Linked DNA regions of Homo sapiens: region 1 is linked to region 2. Evidence: chromatin contacts called from ENCODE Hi-C data. All regions are on one chromosome and are shown on one strand. The core of a region is the stretch at or near the end of the contact, and the rest is flanking DNA. Distances in the headings are between cores, read along the strand shown.

Evidence for each region. A loop is a pair of places that touch in the nucleus more often than their neighbours do. Pooled maps may share reads with other maps.
Region 1: a map of PC-3 shows a loop between it and region 2 (5-fold over the local background). The contact joins two enhancer-like sites. A Hi-C loop is called at or near these places in 2 of 168 maps with a recorded cell type or tissue (HCT116 and PC-3) and 1 of 50 pooled maps.

The regions. Positions count from the first base shown.
Region 1 is chr2:215,929,218-215,933,020 of GRCh38, reverse strand. No RefSeq gene overlaps it. Among named protein-coding and RNA genes, the nearest start is that of MREG, 82 kb to the left of the region's middle. Within about 2 kb of position 1,605, at least 2 of the 41 ENCODE cell types and tissues checked have a DNase peak (open chromatin) inside an H3K27ac peak, as active enhancers do; they include PC-3, where a contact is called at or near this core.
Region 2 is chr2:214,067,921-214,071,573 of GRCh38, reverse strand. All of the region lies in intron 13 of SPAG16 (sperm associated antigen 16), which reads right to left. Among named protein-coding and RNA genes, the nearest start is that of MIR4438, 310 kb to the right of the region's middle. Within about 2 kb of position 2,138, at least 2 of the 41 ENCODE cell types and tissues checked have a DNase peak (open chromatin) inside an H3K27ac peak, as active enhancers do; they include PC-3, where a contact is called at or near this core.

The DNA of each region.
Region 1 (3,803 bases), core at 356-2,855, 1.9 Mb before region 2:
CCTCCACCTCCTGAGTAGCTGGGATTACAGGCGCTCACCACCATGCCCAGCTAATTTTTTGTATTTTTAGTAGAGACGGGTTTCACCATGTTGGCCAGGCTGGTCGTGAACTCCTGACCTCAGGTGATCCACCTGCCTCGGCCTCCCAAAGTGCTGGGATTACAGGCATGAGCCACTGTGCCCGGGCTTATTATTTTTATAATCTAGGTAAACAAGTAGTTTCCAACCATAACAAATGCTGGCCTTTTGGTTGGGGTAGTTTGGAATATACCCAATTATGCTTTCTCAGTGAATGAAGTGAATGAATGAATAATTATAGAGGAAGCTCCAAGGCACATGGTGTTAGGAAGATACTGCCCACTGACTCTCCTTTCAGTAAACCTTCAGATTTTTGCTGGCACTGTCACCAGTAACTTGCATCTATGGGCAGACAGGTGGGCAGCCCCCGGGAGGGCTCAGGAGGGTATAAAATCTCTCAGAATGGCAAGGAGAATTTCCCAAAGGATCTGATGGCATCCTCAGCCAAAGACATAATGCCATCAGCAAAGTGGTGAGGATGAAGGCAGGGCACCTTGGTGGGTATAGAAAACAAGGGAAGCTTGTCTTTCCAACTGCCAAAATGCTGCTAAGCCTCCCCCTTTTTGTAGCTCTCTGTGTCCGCTAGGTTACATCTTAACCTGTATTAATGTACCTTGTATCCTTTGCCCAGGTCTGTTGGGTGCCTTTCTGTCACTTTTCTCCTAAAGAAAACAGATCCAAGTTTAAAAGGCTTCTGTTATTCTAGGAGGACCTAGGTCTCTGCAGATAAGCCTCAGCAGCTGGGAGTGGCACGGGGCTGGGGCCAATAGGGTGGGGGGCCAAGGAGAGTGGGGTGAGGAGAGGCAAGGGAAGGGTGGGAGTTCTGGATGGCTGAGTGCCTGTAGGTCTGGTTTTTCTACACCAACCCCCCTTTAAAGAGATCAGCTATAGATTATGTATATGTATCTATTCTTTGTAACATTGTCATTCCAAATATCTCATGTTTTTCCCTTAAATCATTTCATTGCTGGGGAAAAATGGTGAAAATCACTGGCATACACAGATCCAAAATCACCCCTTATTTATAGATTGTAGCCGATTAAATAGTTTCCCCAGAATTCACTATTCACTGAAGAGTTCAGGGTGTCCAGAAAAAAGTTAAGGCAAAAGCAGGATTATTTCCAACAATTAACACAATCTATTCCGTTTACTCCAGAGAAGGCTGATAAACCACCTTAGAGGGCTTCTGCCCTTCAGGGACTCTCAGGCACATAGTCCTGTCTTTGAGTTTGAGTCTGAGGGGAAGCTGAGATGAGGCTGAGATGCAGGTGAGATGCATGCCAAGGCTGTGTGATGTTCCGTCTCTCTGGAATTAGGACAACCTGCGTCCTTCTCCTGTGAACATCTATGGAAGCAGCACCATAAACACTCGGGTGAGTGCTTCTCAATGATTTCCACGAGTGGATAAATGTAACTGATTTGCCTCTTACAATAACACACAGATCCTCCCATCTCCAACGAGGGGCTTTGCAGGATTCTGATTGAACACTAGATGCCGCTGTTGACTCACTCTGTGTTCTGTGAGCTTCAAGATCTCATCCCTCAGTCCCCATCAGGAGAGACAATTTTTAAAAGCCTGAGTCAATTAACGAAGTTCTGTCTATTTTTCCTCATTTAGTGATTGATTTAGAGGGTTTTTATTTATTCATTTTTTGGTGAATTTCAGAGGTTGTCTTTTTCTTGGAGAACATTTGGAAATTGGCAGAAAATGAAACAACGAAAGGGCATCGATGTCTTTTAAAGAAGAAAGGTCAACTCAGACTAAAGGCTTGTAAATAAGATCATTTTTGGATTTCTGAGTTTCTGCCCCAGAAAAAATTCAAGTAACTCTCAGGCCTACCTGTTTCTCTAGTTCTGTAGCATGCCAAATTGTGTTTGTCTTCGGCATGTATTTGAATATTATAATCTGAGATATGCCGGATAGCTGCCTCTACTGCATTCCAGGTTGCTAGTGTCATTATTGGTTTTCTACTTTCTAAAGCAACTTTTTACTTTGGCAAATTTTTAAAACAAAAGGGGAAAGACTAGTGAAGTGTGCTCCAAATACCCATTCCTTTGAAACCTACCAAATTTTAAATAATTATCGAATTAATTTTCCTCTTAGGCAGGGTGGTAAAGGGGATGCCTCTCTCAAAAGGCAGATTACTAAAAGTGATTTGGAAACACAGAACATTGCAAATAAAACCGGAGAGCCCTTGCTTCATTTTTCTGTCTTCAAAATTCCTTGATTCTTCCAGAACAAATATGACTCAGACTTGGAGAGAGCTTTATCTCTGTGCTTCAATAGCAAAAGTACTCAGAACATTTATCATATTGCATTGAAATACACGTTTACATTACTGTGTCCCTGTCCCCCAGAAAAGAAGACCTCTTTTAGGGTAGCACCAAATCCTGGTCAACTACAAATCCTGGTCGTCTTTGTATCCCTGTGACCTGATCTTTTCATAGTGATCGCGCCACTGCACTCCATCTTGGGCAACAGAGTGAGACCCTGTCTCAAACAAAAACAAAAACAAAAAGCAAATATTTATAGAAGGTGTTTGAATAAAAAGAAAAGATTGGATCCAGTTTCTAGTGGGTAAGGCAGATGAGAACAGAGTAGACAAACAAACAAGGTAACTACAATTTGCAAGCAGTGCTGTAACAGGAACACTGGATGAGATAAGGTGGAACTGAGTGGGGCCCCTCTGCACAGGGTGGTCAGGGGCCTCTTCTCTGAGAGAGGTCTGAGTTGGGACCCTTAAAGGATGAGTCACAGCCAGTCAGTCATGCAAAGATGTGAAGGAAGAGGGGCCCAGGCAGAGGGAACAGCAAGTGCAAAGGGCTGGAGGCGATAAAGGCTTTGGCATAGCTGAGGGCGAAAGGGAGCAGAGCATGTCTGGAGTAGCTTAGGGGGTCATGATGAGCAGAGCGCTGGAGGCACGAGGAAGGGTGGATCTTCAGTTCCTGCCTTGTGCGACCAGAGAAGGGTGTCTGCCTTGGAGAGCCAGGAGCTGACTTATGTTGTGAAACAATAACTTGCCATGCATTGCGAATGGATCAGAGGATGGCAAGAATGGGAACAAGATGTGTCAGAATTGAGAGAGGGTGATGGTTTGGACTAGGTTGGTGGCATTGAGGAGGAGCATAAATGGGTGAAGTGTGAGGTGTATTTTGGAGAGGTAATGGACAGGAGTTGCTGATGCATTTGAATTTGGGGGATGGTGCAGGAAGAGGAGAAATCAAGGATGACTCATAGCTTTCTAGCTGTGGCAGAGTGTGGGGCCATTTGCTGAGTTAAGGATGTCTGGGAGAAGAGGCTAGATCAGAACAGAATCAATTTTGGATCATTTTGATGAAACACCATGAGTTCCTCCCCAGACCCCCAACAATTGGAGAACTTATTTTGTTTCTAAGCACAATATTCTAAGTAGAATATTGTGGGGGTTTTTTTGGTAACAGCTTCATTGAGGTATAATTCACATACTATGCAATTCACCTATTTTAAGTATATAATTCAATGGTTTTCAGCATATCCACAGAGTTGCAATCAATTTTAGAATATTTTCATTACCCTAAAAGAAACTGTACCCTATTGCAGTCACACCTCCTTCATTCTTCACATCTACCCTCCTCATCCTAAACCCTAGGCAGCCACTAACGTAGTTTCTGTTTCTAGATTTATGTGTTGTGGACGTTTGTGTAAGTGGAACCTATGGTTATATGGGACCCTTGTTCCTGACTTC
Region 2 (3,653 bases), core at 889-3,388:
TTAATATAGAAAAATCAGTACCTTAGTTTTTCAAGGTCGGTCATCTATGCAAATGGTTTTCCTTTGGTTGTTTTCATTATTTTTTCTTTTTCTCCTATATTCTGTATGATCATCTCAAGCTTATCCTCTACATGCCTTATACTGTTTACTGAATTACTTTATTATTTATAGCTTTTAATGCCATACCAGGGAGAAGTCCGACTGCCTGAAGGCTTTTGAGCTAATATGACTATACTTGTATTTAATGTGCTGAGCATAGACTATTTGGGCAGAAGTTTTGCATCTTATCTATCTACAGACCTGCCCTTGCTTTGAGCCCTTGCCTATTCAAATCAGGAGATGCTATTGAAGATCTTCCTAGCTGTATAACTATATTCCTGAGATACTCCACTATTTTCTTGGGATGTGGAATTGTGAGTTATCTATCACAAAAGTCTTCATTTGTTATATGCACCACATACAGCAGAAACTACTCAATATTCTTTGTGTGGATAGACTCCTTTCCTAGTTTCCAGTACTGGTGCAGACCTTTAGATTTTCTCGATTTTTATAATGCTTTGGTTATTTGTACAGTTTCCGGGTAGGGCAGATGAAGGTGAATCATTGAATTTCTTAGTTGACTCAGCCATATTTTTATAACTTTCTCTACTATATTTTCCAATTTATATTATGAATTAAGAAGAAAAAATTATAAAGCCCTGGGCAATGACAGATCAAAAAGAAAACTGCATAACATTCTCAGTTATACTATATATATGCAGAAATCTGAAAAATATTAGTAATGTGTTAATATAATAAAACCATAACCAAGTAGGATTTATTCTAAGAAAGCAAGGGTGGTTATATGTTAGAAACTCTACTGATATAATATAGACTTAATTACATCAGTATATTGATATATCAAAAGAGGGAATCTATATGATCAGCTCATTTGATGCTAAAAAGACAAAAAACAATACTTACTAGGTGAGGAAATATTCCAGTTTTCTAGAAATAGTAAAATATTCCTAATACTGGAGTAAAACAAATAAATGGCTGGAACCGACTAGAAAAAAAATTGCTTTTGTATATATTAAAGCTACGAAGATCTATGTTATAAATCACATAATTCAAAGCAGTGGAGAAAGAATGACATTTGATAAGTAGCCTTTGGACAACTGGCTTAGTATTTGGAAAACAATAAAGATCTACTCCATACCATATGCCAAAATGAATTACATTTGTTGTAAACAAACAAGAATTACAGAAAAAGATAAGTAAATATTCATCTGGTATCAGAGTAGGGGCATCTTTTCTAAATATAAAAATAAGAAATAAAACATTAGGGAAAGTATAGGTATATTTGATCACACAGAAGCATAAACATACTTATGCATTACAAGTATAAAAATTAAAAGGCAAATAACAAACTTGAAAAATACTTGTTGCAAGGAAAAAACTCATGGTCTTAATGCACAAAGAGGTATTTCAAACCAATCAGAAAAAAAAAAAAATTCCCCAAGAGGAAAATGTGCAAAGGATAAAAATAGGCAATTAAAAAAGAGAAGAAACACAAAATTGCCAAAACACATATAAAAATAAACTTAACTATACTCACAATTCAATGTTATTAACCAAAGTTACAATCTCCAGTTTATTGAACAAAGAGTCTCAGTGAGAAGCTCCTGGCCTTGCCTTGGTTGATATAAAGAACCTAATTATCCTAAGCATTTGTCTGTTGTCTATCTGATATTGGACATTAGAAAGGTACCTACATTCTGAGATTTTTAATAAAATCTATGATTTTTTTTAGAAAATTTAGGTTCTTCAGTATATATGAGTAGATATAGAAGTTTCTAAAATACTGAGGGCTTAAAAACAACAAAAAAAAAGGTGACAGAAGGGAACAAGCTTAGACTAATGAGACCTCATTTATCATGTTCCTCCTGATAATGCTTTTACCACCCATCTCCCTTGGTCATATGATTTTAGGTTGGCACTGGAATGAGGGTGAAGGGATAGAATTGGATGGGAACTAGTGACTTTCTGTTTAAGGCAGCTCTGAGTAAACCACTCTCTGACTCATCCTTGGACCAGGCTTTTGCCTGACTCATAGTTTAAGGGAGCTGTCACCCAGACAATAAAATCTCCTTAGATGCTATCTGCCAAACAGTCCTTGCTTAGTTACAACTGTGGGGGAAAGAGTCATGAAAGCAAAACCAGACATCGCTCCGGTTGAAATATCAAAAAGGAAAGTGGCAACCTAAACTCTGTGATGTTTATAACACAGACTGCCAATAACAAAATGGTGTTTCTAGGGAAAAATTAAACCCTTTCAATGGCCTCAAAGAAATTAGCAGCTTAACAATATACACGTATCGGAATGATTAAAACCATTCTCAAGCCTTATAAAAATATATGCAAAAAGATTTAAGTGTCCTTCAAAGATTTTGCATTTTATCTTATGTAGGAAATAATCACACAGAAAATTTGTGGAAGGGCAAAACTATATGGAATGTAATTTGATCTTATGAAATATATTTTAAAAGCATATACAACTTGGGTATTTAGAAACACAGGCTTTATGATTTCTTTTGTCCTAAGTGGCATGTCTTTAGAGTATATATAATGCAACGAATTTCTGAGGTCATTTTGACCTTTACTTCTTAGGGAATAAAGTATTATTCTTCTGTAAAGAAGTTCATAGTTTAATGGATAAGGTGTCAGGGAAAAAAAAATGAGACTAAGCAAGAATACCCTGGTTCTTGGGCTCTCCGTTATAAATAATGCTCTCATTAAAATTCTGCTTCGGAAGAAAGGCAAGTCCATTAGTCTGGGAGCTAATTTTTACTGGCTCCTTGGATGTATGCATATTAAAAATTCAGCTTTTATAATTGCCAGTCATCAACCACCTAGTCAATGCTGTTCTTGGAGATTTTAATTATTTACTTCATTTGCATAGACACTCCAATTTATGATCAACCATTTAGTTATCAAGGGACAGTTTGATAATTTTTCTTTTACATTTTTATTTATCCTTTTTATATTCCTAGGAAAAGCTCTGAGTCAGACCTTGTACCACAGTGAGTCTTATTAGAAAATAAAAACCATGGCCACCTCCATGAGTACTATGTGGGAACCATGGTTACTGATAAAACTTGGGCAAATTAGGGTTTTATTAGAACAAATCAAGGCTCTATGTCCAGTTAAAATATGCCTTTTATTCTGAGTTCAACATAATGGTTTGTGTAAAAATATCTAATAATACAGTACACACCAATAGTGCTTATTTTCTGTAATTCCCTTTCAGGAATGAATCCTTTCTGAAAAATAATCACAAAATGGCATACTGGGCAACTAAAATACAGTCACATATTATTTATCATCCCAATATTTGTATGATCTCTTGTTATGAATTTGCATCATTGTTTCCATTTTTAAGAACTGATTGATAGACACCAGAAATTAAGTGACTAGCTTTAATGTCTTAGGAGCCAGTGATAGTTGTGGAAATAAATTCTGTGTTCCATCCTTATACAACAGGACATTTTCTGTTATACTGCACGGCTTCCATATAGATGCAGTGTTTTCTCATCACTTTCCAAAAAAAAATATTTTGAAGGTTAAATTCTAATTTGAATTCTATTTACAAAGTAACACATTATTTTTTATAG